Linked DNA regions of Homo sapiens: region 2 is linked to region 1. Evidence: read pairs that join two places in POLR2A ChIA-PET (ENCODE). Cell type or tissue: A673. All regions are shown on one strand.

Region 1 (8,000 bases):
AGTATTATATTACAAGCATATTAACTTTTTCTGGCTGCAAATTTAAGTTCACTCTTATGATCAAAGCTCTTTCTCATTGCCCTTGTTGGATGTTATTCAGGGGTCATAAGAAGATCCTCCAAATTTTATTTGTTTACTTTTAAAATGTCCAATATCGAGAAAAAGAAAAACAATTCTTTTCATTAGATGTCATTATATGTTATGGCCAGATGTTCTCACCAGCAAATGCTTTAGGTATTCTCCTACCTAAATGTGAGATTTAGAAGTCACAGTTATCCCATAATAGCATGTCTTGCATTTGTGCCTAAAATTTCGCATCATTATGTTTTTCCCTTTCTCTGAGTAAAGGAGTCTTCTTATAAGTATCACCTCCCATGGAGTGATAAGAAGTCAAACTCATCCATCATGTCAGTGGGAAGAGAAGGTATAAATGATAGAAGAGATCCAAGTTTATCAGGAAAGGATAAAGGGCAGCTTACAATTTGGATCAAAACGGCAAATTTTGATACATCTGCCTACGCTGTCCCTCACAGCAAGCCTGGAGACATTAGAAAATAAAAATATAAGGTGTCAGAATGGATGTAAACTAGAAGAAAACAGAAATACTTGGAAAACTGAAGATACGTGGGTCTCACTATACAGAAAAATGGTGGCTGGGAGAAGAACAGAGCTAGGGCCTAAGAGACCCGAATAGGGCCTGAGCCCAGCTGGGGTGGGAAAACTGTAGCAGTTTGGAGCTACACCCTTTGCCTTCTGACAGAGCACCCTGGGCATGAGCTGATTGATGCCCCACACGCTCACACCCCCATGGATGTTCTCACATGGTATGTGAGCACACTGGTTGTTGTTGCTGGCCAGGTAAACACTCAGAATAGTGAGTTATACAAATAAGTACAGGGATATGATATTACCTGAAGGTCCACCTTGTACATGTTCCTGGTGTGAGAGCAGTAGCGTTACCCAGATGCAGGAAGACAATGACAGAACAAGGCCATGAAAAGGATGGCTACACACAGAGCAGCTTTTGTATAGCTATACCATTTATCTTGGACCTGGCAATTGAGACTAAAGAAAGGTGTTATCAGACAAAAGTAGTGCTTTGGGAAGTAGGAAGAAGACACCTTGGGTGCAAAAAAATGCCATGAAGAATTGAAATGGTTGAAGCTCATATTAGAGTACTTGTTTCAGACATCTGTCTTGCTCTTCAGCCCCTACTTTTACCAAGAGAGAGGAGGAAAAGTCTAGAGAGCAAACAGACTCAAGAAAACAAACCTGAGCTTGGGACAAAAACAATCTTACAGTATTGATAAAGCTCAAGCATTGAGAAAGAAAAGCAAAAAGAGGCCTATCTGTAACACAAGAGGTGAGTATTGGAGGAGGGATTTTAAAACAAACATTATTAGTATTTAAGAAAGATATAGAGGCACCTGCAAACATCAAGTAGGACAAGTTGTTATGGATAAGAAACAGTTGGGAGATATTGGACACGAAAAATAACGTTTTTGAAAGAATTCATGAACACCAATTAGCTGCCTCTCTAGCACACAATGTCTCCCATGCCCAGTGGCCCATGATTCCTATTGGCTTATGTGTGGTTTTCAAAGAACATGGCCTTGGATAGCTAACAAATATGTGTTGTCTCCCTTGCTACAGTGACTGATTTGTGCATTGGCATGTAATCTAAAGTGGTCAAATCAATGTGACTGTCAGATTCCTCCAGGGACTTGTGGGACATAGATGCTTCTCACTTTCTCTGGGTGATGTGGTATGAAGCCTAAAACCATTTCTCTACCATGATTGAAGTCAGCCTGAGCATAAAGTCTACACATGAAGATCAGATCTGAGCCCTGCTGATACTACAGCTGAAGACTGTTACATTTTGGTTGCACAAGCCATTAAGTTCTCATCTTTAAGATAAAATTTGTTTATTTTATGCTTGAAAAAAAGTGCTCAAACTGATAATAATAAGTTGAATTATAGAACAGATGGGTTCAAAACGAAAATTAGTGAGCTTAAAAGTAGGATTAAGAATATCTTTCCAAAAGCAGCATGAGGAAATAAAGAATGAAAAGTATTAAAAAATAAAGCTAAGAAAAATGTAAAAGCAAAAGTGTCAAACTGTCTAAAGAGAAGAATTAGTGACAAATGAATAATAATATATTTTTTAAGTTAATATTTGTGTTTTTAAAAGATATTAGATTTCAATTTTCTTAAAATAAGCTTGGCACTCTCTAATTTTTTTTAGTGAGAGTTCGAAGAGTGCCAAGCTTTTTAGGAGACTTGAGACATCCCCTGCAAAGTCATGCAAGGTCCCAGAAAATGCATAATACAGAGACTTTCTCTGATAGAACTTTTGGGAGAAGAGTTACAGTAATGTAATAAATGATTCCATGAGAAGACAAGAAGAAGGAGAATCAAAAACAGGGAAAGAAATTACCATTTTAATTTAACAACAGATGATATTGAGTGATGCACCATTTTGTGCCACCAAGAAAAAAAAAAGATCAAACTATGACAACATGCTCTCTTCCCACATTTATATTCTGAGGGATACTTATTTAAAAGTTAAAGTGTTATTTTTAAATGTGTCTTAGAACCCACAAAGTACAAATGCAAGGTATATTTCTGACTACAGGAAAAATATAACCTCATCATGAATATCTGCAACAATTTGAGATTAAAACTTCAGGCAAAACTGTCATTTAAATTGATGGTTTGGGGAGGTAACGATAAGAGAGTGGCAAAGCATTATAAAACTATTGCTTTTCCCCTAGGAGAGTATATAGTATTAATAACCTTCAATAACTGGGCAAAATGTGTATACATACATGCCTTAATAAATTAGGCACAATTTATAGCTAGAAATAGAAATAGGTAGAAAAAGAAAAAGAAAGAAAATAAATCTACCTAACAATAGTCGGAAAAAGAAATAAAACAAAGCAAAGAGAAAGCATACTAATTATAAAATAAGAGAAAAAGTGGCAGAAATAAGTTCACTTTTATCTGTTTTTATGATATACACATATAGATAGATTAACCAAGTAAAAGACACATTTATTAGTTTTAATAAAATAGAACTAATAATATATATTTAAAAGATGAAGAAAATATGGCAAGATTGAAAACAAAGAGATGGGAAAAATATAATTAACAAATGTTAAAATAATACAAGCTAGTCAGTTTATTATGACAAAATAGTATTCAAATAAATATTAAAATATGACAAAAAATAGTGCATAGTGACTTAAGGAAAAAATGATACCAAGCAGATACAATATTCATAACCTTATATTACATAATTATGTAGCCTTAAACTATGTAATATATCAAACAACAAAATAAGGAAAACACATAAGCTACAAATGTAGTTGGAATTTTTACACACACATGTAAACATATTCACATACACACATCCCAAAACACGCTATTCTCAAAATTATGCTAGTTTATAGATTTGAGCAGCATGCTTATCAAGTATAATCTAGTGGATACATTTTACAGTTCTTGTGCTATTCATTAAGACTCTGTATTTCTCTCAAAAGCATGTAAAATAGTGAAATAATTCATACAGGAAATCTCAATACATTTTAATGCACAAACTTTTTTTTCTGACAACAATCCAATTAACCTGAAAATCAGTGTCAAATAGATAACAAAAACCATTTTCAAGTTTGGAAAATTTAAAATCATACTTTCATCTAACCAATGGGTTGAAGGTGAAATCTTGAGAGTATTAAGTTCTTCATGCAAGATAGTTAAATTTCAAAATATCAGAATGTTTATTTAGTGGGAAAAACAGTGATTCTAAATGTGTTTATTTAAAAAAAATAAATCCTGGGTGCAGTGACTAGCACTTGAAATCCCAACACTTTGGTAGGCAGAGGCAGAAGGATTGTTTTAGCCCAGGAGTTTGCTAACAGCCTGTGCAATATAGAGAGACCCTATCTCTACAAAAAATAAAAAATTAGCCAGTGTTGTGGCACATGCCTATAGTCTAAGTCATGTGGATTGCTTGAGCCCAGGAGGTGGAGGCTACAGTGAGCCATGATCTCACCATTTCACTCCAGTCTGGGCAACAGAGTGAGATCCTATCTCACAAAAAGAAAGGAAGGAAGGAAGGAAGGAAGGAAGGAAGGAAGGAAGGAAGGAAGGAAGGAAGGAAGGGAGGGAGTGAGGGAGGGAGGGAGGGAGGGAAGGAGGCAGGGAGAGAGGGACGGGAGGGAGGGAGAGAAAGATAGAGAGAAAGAAAAAAAGATACAAAATAAATGAGCTTGAGTGTTTGCATTAACGAAGTAAATAAACCATAAACATAAATTTAAAGAAATTAGAAAAGAGATCAAGAAATATATCACAAATCCACGAATTAGAAAACAACAAAACAATACAAATGATCAGTACATTTAATAAGATAAACCTCTGAAAGCACAGATCATTTAAAAACAAGTAAGCATAAAAAGCAGTAACAACAGAGAGAAGAGTTACTAAAAAGCAAAAAAGCAAAAGCCAGAAAGAGAGAGAGACAGAGAAAACTAAACACAAATATAGAAGCAATCTTAAAATAATAGAACATTTTGGAAAAAAAATAAGCCACAACCCAAAAATGCATTTAACAGGAATAAATATGGAATAAATTAGGAATAAGAGACTGCCAGAATTGTCACAAAAAGGAATAGAGAATGGATTTAAAAACTAAGTTAATAAAAGCCATAAAAACATGAAGTGATCATCAACAATCCTCCACAACCACGCTACCTCTAAAATTTCCGGGTCTAAATGGCTTACAAGTAGATTTTCCCATACTTCAAAAAACAAAGTCACACTCATAAATGAGTTGTTCCCAAACTAGAAAAACAATGAAAATTCTCAGCTTTTTAAATGATATTAATAATGCTTAACACTTAGATGAGATAATAAAATGCAAAGATAAAAAATACAGACTAATTTTTCTTTTGAGCATAGATGCAAAAATTTTAAATTATATTTTAGTTGATGCAAACCATGAGTATATGAAGCAAAATGTAATTTCATGTAGATTTTTCTCAGGAACGCAGAATCAAATAAATTGTTACATTCTTATCAATCATTTTATGTCATGAAATTAACAGGTTAAAGTAGAAAAACACAAAATCACATCACAGAGGTCAAAATGACATTTAATAACTTCAAGACATATTCCCAAATTTAAACTATCTAAAGATAAGTAGAAATAGAAGGGAATCTCCTTAACCTGATAAATGCTATTTACGAAAACCTTATAGCAAACATCACACGTAATGCAGAAACTGAAGAATCATTTCATTTAAAGTAAGTAGTAAAATAAGAATGTCTTTAACAAGAGAGAATAAAATTATAGAAATTGAAAGAAAAGAAATAAAATTACTGTATATGCAGATTATATAGTCATGTTGACAAGATATTAGAGCTAATTTAAAAATTCAGCAAGATTGCTAGGTAACAAAATAACCTATAAAATTCTGAAGTGTTTCTCAATAACCATAATGAAAAAGGAAAATTATAATAGAATACTATATTCAATATCAACAATAAGATAATCACTATAGTATAAAGGAATTAACCTACCAACAAGAGAAAGAGGATAAGGCCTCTATGAAGAAAAGTTTGATTCTTTGTTTGTTTTCATTTTTTGTTTTTTGTTGGTATTTTTTTTTGAGACAGAGTCTTGCTCTGTCACCCAGGCTGGACTGCAGTGGCCAATCTCGGCTGACTGCAGCCTCTGCCTCCTGGGTTCAAGTGATTCTCCTGCCTCAGCTACCCAAGTAGCTGGGATTACTGGGATGTGCCAGCACGCCTGGATAATTTTTGTATTTTTAGTAGAAACAGGGTTTTATCATGTTGGCCAGGCTGGTCTTGAACTTCTGGCCTCAAGTGATCCACCTGCCTTGGCCTCCCAGACTGCTGGGATTACAGGTGTGAATCACCATGCTTAGCCTAAAGAAACTTTTAAAATCTATGCACATATACAAAAACCTATAACCAGAGAGATTATACTGTGTTTGTGTGTAAGAGGGTTTAATGTTATAAAGACGTCAGTTCTATATCAACTTAATCTATAATTTAATGTCCTTCCAATAAAATCCCCAATGAATATATTGTAGATTTGAGAAATTCTTTTATGAAATATATATGGAATAATTAGACATAAATAGTGAGTGCAATCTCACTAAAGTTACCTTACCAACTACTCAGACATACTTCTAGGCCATGGTAATTTAAACAATACTTTTTTGGCACCAAAATGGAAAAAATAAAGATGAAAGTAACCAACCTAAAACAGACACACACATGCATGCGAACTTTTATTATAATAAATATTGCATCAAAAATTAGTGCAGAAGACAGCTGCTTTGATGTGCCATGCTCTAGGTAGTAGAACATTATTTTATTTTTACTACGACGAAAACAAAGTGTAAAATGGCAGATGTAAATCCATCTATATCAATAATAACATTAAAAGTAAATGGTTTAAAAATCTAACCAAAAGGTAGAATGGATATTTTTAAAAATTAGGATTCAGCTATATACTATCAATAATACATTGAAAATAAAATCTGAAATATTATAAATATACACATATATACCATAGAAACAACAAATACAAGAAAGCTGAAATTGTTATATTAATTTCAGGCAAAATAGACATTTAAATAAAAATATGTCATCAGAGATAAAAAGGACCATTTAATAGTAATAAAATGATCAATCTATCAGGACAATATAACAATTATCATCATATATGCACCTTACAAGAGTCCCAAAATTATGAATCAAAAACTTACATAAACAAAGTGAAAAATAGACATTCCAACAATAGGCACTTCAATATCACCCTCTCAATAAGGAATAGATCAACGAGGCAGCATATCAAAAATAAAATTGAGAAATGGGAAAACACTTTAAGCCAACTAGACTTAGTAAGTATCTAGGTAATTTTTTTAACCAATCACAGCAAAACATACCTTCTACTCAAAAGCACATGAAACACTCTCCAGGATAAGCCATGTGCTAGCTCATAAAATAAACCTCAATAAATATTTAAAATAATAAAATTATGCAAAATATATTTTCATACTACAGTGGAATGCAATAAGAAAATAACAGAAGGAAATTTGAAAAATTATTATATAAAAATTAAACACTTTAGAATTTCAAAGAAGAAATTAAGTGAAAAATTAGAAAGCACTAATGATATTAATAATTATTATTATACAGCATACCAAAATTTTTGTGATACAAGCAAAGCAATGTGTAGAGGATAACTTATAGCTCTAAAATGTCTACATTTAAAAAAAATCTCAAATCACTAATCTATGAGAAAAATAAAAGAAAAAATTAAACCTAAACCAAAAATAAGGATAGAATAAAAACTATGGCAGAAATTAATAAAATAGAGAATAGAAAAACAAGAGAAAATTAATGAAACCAAAAGCTAGTTCTTCGAAAAGATTAACAAAATCAGCAAACTATTAGCTAGTTTAACCAAGGAACACAGTGCAAAAGCTCAAATTACTAGAAACAGAAATGAGAGAGAAAACAATACCAACAACCTTGCACAAATAAGAGGAATTATAGATAAATACTGTGAAAAATTCATGGCTATAAATTAGATAACTTAGATAAAATAAACAAATTATTAAAAAGAGATAAACTACCAAAACTGATTTAAGGTTCACTGGTTATTTCTATCAAACACTTGAATAATTAAACATTAATTCTTCAAAAGCTCTTCCAAACAGTAGAACGGAACACTTCCCAACGCATGATATGAAGCCAGTGTTATCCTGATACCAAAACTACACAAAGATACCATGATAAAAAAAATCTACAAACCATTATCTCCTTTTTTTTTTTTTTTTTTTTTTTTGAGATGGAGTCTCTCTCTGTCACCCAGGCTGGAGTGCAGTGGCGCGATCTCAGCTCACTGCAAGCTCCGCCTCCAGGGTTCATGCCATTCGCCTGCCTCAACCTCCCGAGTAGCTGGG
Region 2 (8,000 bases), 300 kb after region 1:
TATTCCACAGCACCATTCTCCACTCAGCTTTGGACTCTTGGTTCTGCCTCCCAAGCCCCTCCAAGCTCCCAGGGGAAGACAGTGCATGAAAGGGCAAAGCCATCTGTTGGCAACGCTCCTCGTCCTATCAATCCCCAGACACATGGCTTGTGGGTCACAGGATCATGGCTGTCCAGAGAGCCTTTTGTGGGTCCATACAGACGGTCTTCTCAGCGCTGTGAGACGGAGGTTTTGTGCTGTCTTGTAGAACTGGCAGAATTCATTCAAAAGTGTGCTCATAAGTTACCTCACTCTTTTCTATCTCTAGCTAGAACAGCCTGACCCTGGAAGAGCAAAATAAGAACGTTCTCTACATTAGCTTAAAAACATCCTTATCAATAACTTTTCAGGTAAGTGGTAAAAACGAGTCTGAACAAATCACTGGCTTAGCCATTGTGTTAGGCAATTTCATAAAAATAACTTTAATGTCCTTTCTTGCACAAGTTGGGAGAAGAACACAGAAGCACTACCTTGATGTTCAGCCCAGAGAAGGGGAGGCAGCAGTAGCCCAGGGCCTCCCAGGCTCACTGCGGTGCGTTCAGCGCTGTCCTGTGGAGCATCTGGAATGGCCCTGCTGGGGTTCACGCAGCACCTGCAGAACCCAGAGATTCCTACCTCAAGATCTTCTTTGTAAACATAATAGATGGCCTTGCAAACATAACTCTGAAGTGCGATGTTTATAGATCATTCTTTTAAAAATCTTCAAGGATATGTCAACAACTATTTGAACAGGGAAATTTTAGGAAGTCAACTTTATTTGTTCACAGGATAACTTCACACCAGTAGTTTCCACCTGCATCTGTATAGCCAGGGGCCCTTCTCCATTCAGGGAAAAGCTTTAGAGAAATGTTCAAGAAAGAAATATTGCAAAACCTCCTGCACTGTTTTCAGGAGGAGATCATTTTAGGAAAGCTCTCTTTGTGGTTGCATTCCAGTGAAATACACAATACAGAGTCTTAAGAAGGGAGCTTGATACAGAGCAGTGACTGATTTGCCCCCAGATTCAGGCACTGAGTGGGTGTGAGTGTGCAGGGATAAATGTGAGCATCTCCAGCTCAGTGGTGGCAAGGACAGCTACACCTCTTGTGTCTTAAGCACTTAGCAATATGTTTGACTTATAGTGGGTACTAGAAAAAAGCTAAAAGAATGAGTGAATGGATATGCAATCTAAACTCTGGTTTCCTTGTCTGTAAAAAGAAACAACAATTATAAATTTCCAGGTCCTGCCAACCTCAGGCCATGAGCATCAGAAAGTAGGGTAAGCATACACACTCATTATTGTGTCTTTCAAGCAGACTCTTCAGATGCATGCTTTCGTATCCCCATCCACTCTTGAACTCGGTGTTCTGCAGTGTGAGTCACTCATGGAGAGTCGGTCTTTGCAAAAGGACTTGACATTCTTGGAGAGCAGGAACTGGCCATGTTTATCTCTGTGTCCTCATGCCTGGTACCAATGACCAGAGCTGTTTTGAAAGGGTCCTGGGGGGCACTCCCCCAAGAATGTCTCTCTGAGCCCAAATCCTGGTGGCCACATGCTGTTGGGGCCTTCAGAAGCCAGAGCATCAGTGGAAACTGACTTGTGCCTGAACACCAGTGGTGAAAAATGAAGTTAAACATCTTCATTAGGAAATGTCAGGCACATGAAGGAGGAAATGCAGAGCAGGGAAGAGTGGGCACAAGGAGCATGTATAATGAGGCCCAGAGCTACGGGGTGCCAGCCACAGGGCTGGGAAAGATTCAGCTGACTGCTGTGCAGCACAGAGGGTGGAGAGCCTGGGGCTGTTAGCATCCCAACTTCCCATGGTTAACTCCTGTTCCCTCTGACTGCTAAGTAGATCTCTGCTCCCTGGCTGTTAGTGGAGGAGTTTGTCAAGATAAGAAATGCACTTGGAAACATTTTACATCTTCCACACAATTGGCTTGTTCACAGTGTAAGTTTGCCACAAGCAAAGGCATTCAAGCTCTCCCCAGACACTGCGAGCCTGCAGTTCATACTCAGATCTTGAAAATACTTACCAAGCTCTCTGCATTACCTTGATTTCCACAGAAGGAAGATCGGGGCAGGGTACACACAGAACTTCATCAAAGCAAGAGATATTTAAATATATTGCTCATCTTCAGCAGGAAATGGTATTTCCATGTTATCTTTCTCCAAGAGAAAAAGAAACCTTTTCACTTTAAAGGCATCCCTGATCTGCCCGGCCAACTTAAAGCATTTTCTACATCAGGATTGGCAAACACGTGGCACTTATAGCACCGGCGAGCCCTTCTGCGTCCATGATAGGCATTGCTTACCAACTACTGCACATGGAGATGCAATAATTCAGCTTCAGAATCCTTCTCAACACTGTGCTTCACGCAGTCACTGTAATCAAATGATATTAGTCATGGAGCCCCTGCTATGCTAGATACTTCATGAGCTAGCCCTCTGACCTAATCTCCTGACACTCTCAGAATGCATTTGCTACTTTTTCCTGCCCCTTCTTCTGATAACTGGCCCTAATTTACTTTGAGGGACCACCCACCCTCCACACGTCCAGTTCAAGTGGCTCAGGTGTAATCATTGTACTCCTGGCTCTGGGGGTGGATACATGAGCAAGGCCCAACCAGTCAGAACATCGAATCCCCCTGGCTTGAGACATTAGACCAGAGATACTCATGTGGTCTAATCTGGTCCAAAAGACTCAATCTTGGAACTCAAACCACAACAACTGAGAACAAATACACTTACTTTACATCTAGACCCAGACTTGCAAATTTGTAAGCCTTGAGCCCAGAAAAGAGAACTTCTCTGAGGGTCACAGAGACAGTGAGAGAGAACATTTGCGTCCCGGTGAGTCACGGCATCATTTGATTCTATGTCTTCTGATGTTTTTGAAGCCAGGTCTACCTGTGCCCTGTTTCAAATATATGAGGCAATAAAGCTCATTTTTAAAAAGCAACTAAAGTCAACTCGATTGAATTTCTGTCACTTGTAACTGAAACAGCCCCAATGGTGCCCTCACTCACTTCAACTTGATGATTCCCTTGGCTGGTAATGGACTCCAACAGCAGTGAGATCATACAAAGCCACCAGGACCTACCCTAACGAAGTGAGTTGAGGCACACTTGTTAGAGGCCAAGGCCACACACATATGCCCCACATCCAGAAAGCTAGTCCCCACCCCACACAGGTCGCCCTCAGAGGAAGTAGTCATAGAAGAGCTGTTACAAAGAAAAGACGTCTCTGCAGGTGGAAGCCTTTCATCACAGGCACCTCAGAGCCATCCAGTCGTACAATTCCTGAGCACAACCATGTCTTATGGGTCAGCAAGCCTGGCACTGTTGCTGGGATTCACCAGCTCTGCTTCCACAGACATAAACTGGAGAAGCAAGCCCAGGACATGACCACTGCCCATGATATAGATCCGTACCACTCGCGCTGGCCTGCTGCTGGAATCACAGTAGATTCTCCTCCGGTAGTTCCTGGGTGAGCTCTTTCTTGCACCTCTCATTTTCTGCCCCATTTCAACCTTCAGTGCCATCTTCCTGCCCCATTGTGACTCCCCAATATCCATAATCTGACTCTTGACAACTCTGCAACTGTAGGGTGTGGCCCAGCTGTGGGATCCCCTTTTCTAGTGAAAAGCTCCCACTTTTAGTTTCTTAAAGAGGATCTTGACACAGGTCCAATTTGTTCTGGAGTCTTTGGTTTCTATATACGAAGGCAGATCAAAAGTGCCTTGCAGACATAGCTGAGTTTGCTTATGAGGGCTGGATCAGAATCCCTGTTCCCTATTATTACAGAAGCCGTAAGAATACCAACATTCTCCCCAGTGGCTCAAAACTGAGGGTTAAAATGTTAATCAGGAGTCACCAGAGATGCATGAGTCAGGATTCAGACATTCTGCACACCGATGCCAAGAAAGTACACATATTTCAAGTGTTAAATCCCTATTCTTTTCCAGGGAGCTCAGATTTCAGCGATCATACTGAATGGGGATATTTGGGCTTGTTTCTCAGCATGGACCAAGAGAAACAAAAGAGTGCAATATAGCTCCCACTGTTAATAACAGATGCCCCCTTCCGGAAGCTTTGTCAAAACCTCTTAAGGAACACATGTGTCTCACTCACTTCTTGGCTATATCACTCTTCTGGCTTCAGCAGGAACACATTTCATGCCCAGGAGAAAATGCATCAGTGAGAGAAAGACTTCAGTGTTTCTATAAACAAAAACAACTCTAGCAAATCCCCATAAAGAATTGTTTCCTTTCATATGAGAGCCCAACTTTTAACAGCTTTCAAGTAATCTTTGAAAATATATTCATTTTTAGAAACTAGTTTCCACCAGGATATAAGACATTTAGAAGAAACCAACTATATTACTTTTCTGTCCTTGGAAACTACCCTTGCAAGCAAGAACAATTGTGAAACTATTTCTAGTGGTGATAAGACTTTTGCCCGACACAAGCTATTTTCTGTATCGCATTTCTAAACTCCCAGATAGTTTACAGAAATCATCCCCCTTCCCTCTATTGAAACTGCCTTTGCAAAAAATTATAACTGAGAAAATTATGATCTTGCTTCTAACCTCCGAGCTGTCATGGTTCATTCCTGGGCATAGGCTGAACTAACTTTGCAGGGAACTTACTCTATAGTTTAATTTTGAAACAAGGACGATAAGAGCTCTTCCCCAAAACAAAACTCCTTTTTGCCAGGGAACGATACTGCCTTTGCAGGGCTAACAAATTAGCCACAGGATTAGAAATTGTGGTTTAGGAGTCATGTAGTTGGAGGCTACAAGATTCTGAACCTCCCCAATTTGCTCCTGGGGATAACATCCCTGGTGTAAAACCTAAGACCAGTGCTTGAGATATTTTGCAGCCCCTGTACTCAATGGATCAGCTGGCACCACCAAAATCGATAAACTAGCTAATCTGGTCTTGTGGCCCCCACCCAGGAACGGACTCAACACAAGAAGACAGCTTCGACTCCCTACGATTTCATCTCTGACTCAACCAATCAGCACTCCCCCGACTTCCCGGCCCCCTATCCACCAAATTATCCTTAAAAAACCCAATTCCCAAGTTTGTAGGGAGACTGATTTGAGTAATAATAAAACTCCAGTCTCCTGCACAGCCAGTCTGTGTGAATTAAACTCTTTCTCTATTGCAATCCTCCTGTCTTGATAAATAGGCTCTGTCTAGGCAGCAGACAAGGAGAACCTATTGGGCAGTTACACTAACACCACCTCTGCTTCTGCTCACAAGTGAGTGCCTTAGGTACCAGGTCCTGCAAGGTGAAAATGGCTGTCAGCCCTTGTCACTATCTCTGCTATCCTAGGCTCTCCCCTATGGCACATAGGCAGAGGCCAAAACCCACATTTCCCAGACTGTTTTGCTAGCATGGTGCCTTTTTTGAATCTTCCAATGAGAAACACTCATGAAAGATCTGGGGTGGAAAAAGAAGCAGAAGCCATCATGGTTCCAGCAGCTGGCAGATGAGCATGAGGCACTGCACAGTTTCTGGAACCTTCCCTATGAATCACACCCTTGGGCGATGAGCCGCTGAGCTCATCAACAGCTCTCACTTCTCTCTCTCCCTGGAGTCTGTGGGGCTCTACCCACAGTTAAGAGTCTGAAGGCAATGCAGGGCGATAGGGATGGCCCTTGAGGAAATCTGCATCTCCTTATCAGTGAAAGGCCTAGGAAGGACATCACAGTGTCCCCACACAAGGGAGAGCTGACCTCTTCAGAGAGGCAAGAAGAGGCCTCTTCTGCTGACAAAGACAGCCTGGCAAAAAGTGGAGGCCTAAAGTATCAGCTTCATCAGAATCTAGGCAAACATCCCCATTCTGATTCTCAGGTCCTGCTCTTTCTCAACCAGGGTTCTAACACTTACATTAAAAATGTGGTCTAGCTGTGAAGTCAACTTTGGTTAGATGACTATAACCTGTAGGATCAAACTGTGCCTGGAAGGAGAGATGGCCAAAGGTGTAGAGCTACACTGATTCATGAGCTGTAACCAATGGTTTGGCTACATGGGTGAAGGTTTCAAAGGAGTTAGATCAAAGAAATGTTAGCAAAGAGTTTTGAGGAAGAGGGAGGGAGATGAACTTACCAGAAGGAGCACAGAGTGTGGAGATATCTGTGTCCCATGTGACTCTTTACCAAAGGGCATCTACTGCAAAGGTTGGTCTAGTAATCAAGTGGAGATGATAATTCCTTCTAGGCAAGTCAGTGTCTTTGCCCAACTCCCCAGTGCCTGCTCAATGGGCTGCTGAGCAGTGTGGCCAGGACATGGATTGACATTACACATCAGCTCAACAATACAATCTCTGCTGGCTGTTACCATTGCTAAATGCCCCACCTGCTGAAATTAGGGATGGAAACCGAGTCCATAATATGGCATGGTTCCATAAAGAACCAGCCAGATACCTGGTGGCAGTTCCCTTCTAGTGAAGGGTCAGTAGTTTGTCCTCACTAAAATAGAGTGAGTCAATTCATCCATCTCAGCTCTATTTTAGTGATTTGGATTTGTCTTCTCTGTCCCTGATGCTCTGCTGGACTGTCATCACTGAACCCACTGAATGACTTAATTATTGCCATCATATTGCTTCCACATAACATCGCTTCTCACAAAGAAATTCATTTCAGCAGAATGAATAAGGCAATGGACTTGTGCCCTTGGTGTTCACTGTTCTTACCATTTTTCCCATCATGCAGAAACCACTGAATATCCTAGAATATTGCAGTGGCCTGTTAACAACTTAGTTGTGGCACTAGCTCAGAGACACCACCATGCAGAATTGGGAAGCAATCCTATAAAATGCAGCGTATGCTGTGAACCAGCAACCAATTAAGGACTCTGTTTTTCTGACTGTCAAAATATAAGGGTAGGAGATCAAAGCAATGAAAGAGTAGCCACTCTCACTGTTATTCCTATAACAAACTTGCGACATTTTTCCTCATGTCTCCATAACTTTGGGGTCTGCTGCTTTAGAAGTCTTTGTTCCCAAGGCAATAATGCTTTCATGAGGGACACAACGATTGTTCCACTCAACATAAGTTGAGATGACTATCTGGCCTTCCACTAAATCAAAGGCAAAAAATAGTTACTGTACCAACTTTAATGATATTTCTTAATTATAAAGGAAAAACAGAGCCATTGTTAAACAATAAGGACAGTGAGGTATGCATCAAGAAGCCATCGTATTCCCTGGGGAAACATGCAGCGATTTTGTGCCCAACATCAAAAGTCATTAGGTACTGACAACCCAGGACAGTCGGTACCACCAAGGATACAGACTCTTCAAGAGTAAAGATTCCAGTCGTCCCACCAGGTAAAGAACTTTGATCAGCTAAAGTGTTTGTTGAGGGCAAAGAAAATTTGGAATGGATAGTGGAAAACAAAAATTAAAAATGGCAAGTATGGCCTCATAACCACTTGCATAAGTTGGGGGCAGAGCTATGTATATCCCTTGACTGTTATTTATTGTTGGCCCTTGAATAACATGGGTTTGAACAATGCAGGTCCACTTATGCACAGATTTTTTTCAATAAATATATTGGAGAATGTTTTTGAGATTCATGATAATTTAAAAAGACTTGAAGATGAACTATGTAGCCTAGAAATATAAAAAATATTAAGAAAATGTTAGGTATGTCATGAAAGCATAAAATATGTGTGTTAATTAACTATTTATGTTGTCAGTAAGGCTTCCAGTCAACAGAAGGCTCTTAGTAGCTAAATTTTGGGGAAGTCAAAAGTTATACTCAGATTTTTGACTGTTCGGAGGATCAGCTCCCCTAACCCATGCATTGTTCAAGGGTCTGTATATATTTGGTATATATTAACCCATTTATTTTCCCCTCCTATTCCTTTATTTTATATAATGTGTGTTAATGATGTTTATTTAACGTTATAATTTAGTCTTTAGGTGATACGATATTCAAGGAGAATTGTGACTGATGCAGAAGGGC

What was found. Peaks named below come from ENCODE experiments on the same cell type or tissue, not always from the same donor. Only the 100,000 strongest peaks of a DNase experiment are listed, where the experiment ranks them.
Region 2: POLR2A ChIA-PET joins it to region 1 with 6 read pairs; 1 of 35 experiments calls an interaction of 5 or more read pairs at or near these places.

What each region holds. Positions count from the first base shown.
Region 1 is chr2:122,496,503-122,504,502 of GRCh38, reverse strand. The region is part of intron 1 of LOC105373593 (a long non-coding RNA gene); the gene reads left to right. Among named protein-coding and RNA genes, the nearest start is that of LINC01826, 570 kb to the left of the region's middle. In A673, no CTCF peak of the experiment used is centred here; DNase peaks (open chromatin) are centred at 3,592, 3,992 and 4,622; H3K4me3 peaks cover 638 bases; H3K27ac peaks cover 6,272 bases.
Region 2 is chr2:122,199,694-122,207,693 of GRCh38, reverse strand. All of the region lies in intron 2 of LOC105373592 (a long non-coding RNA gene), which reads right to left. Among named protein-coding and RNA genes, the nearest start is that of LINC01823, 410 kb to the right of the region's middle. RefSeq lists an enhancer at 1,612-2,113. In A673, a CTCF peak has its summit at 4,119; DNase peaks (open chromatin) are centred at 1,793 and 4,033; H3K27ac peaks cover 2,394 bases.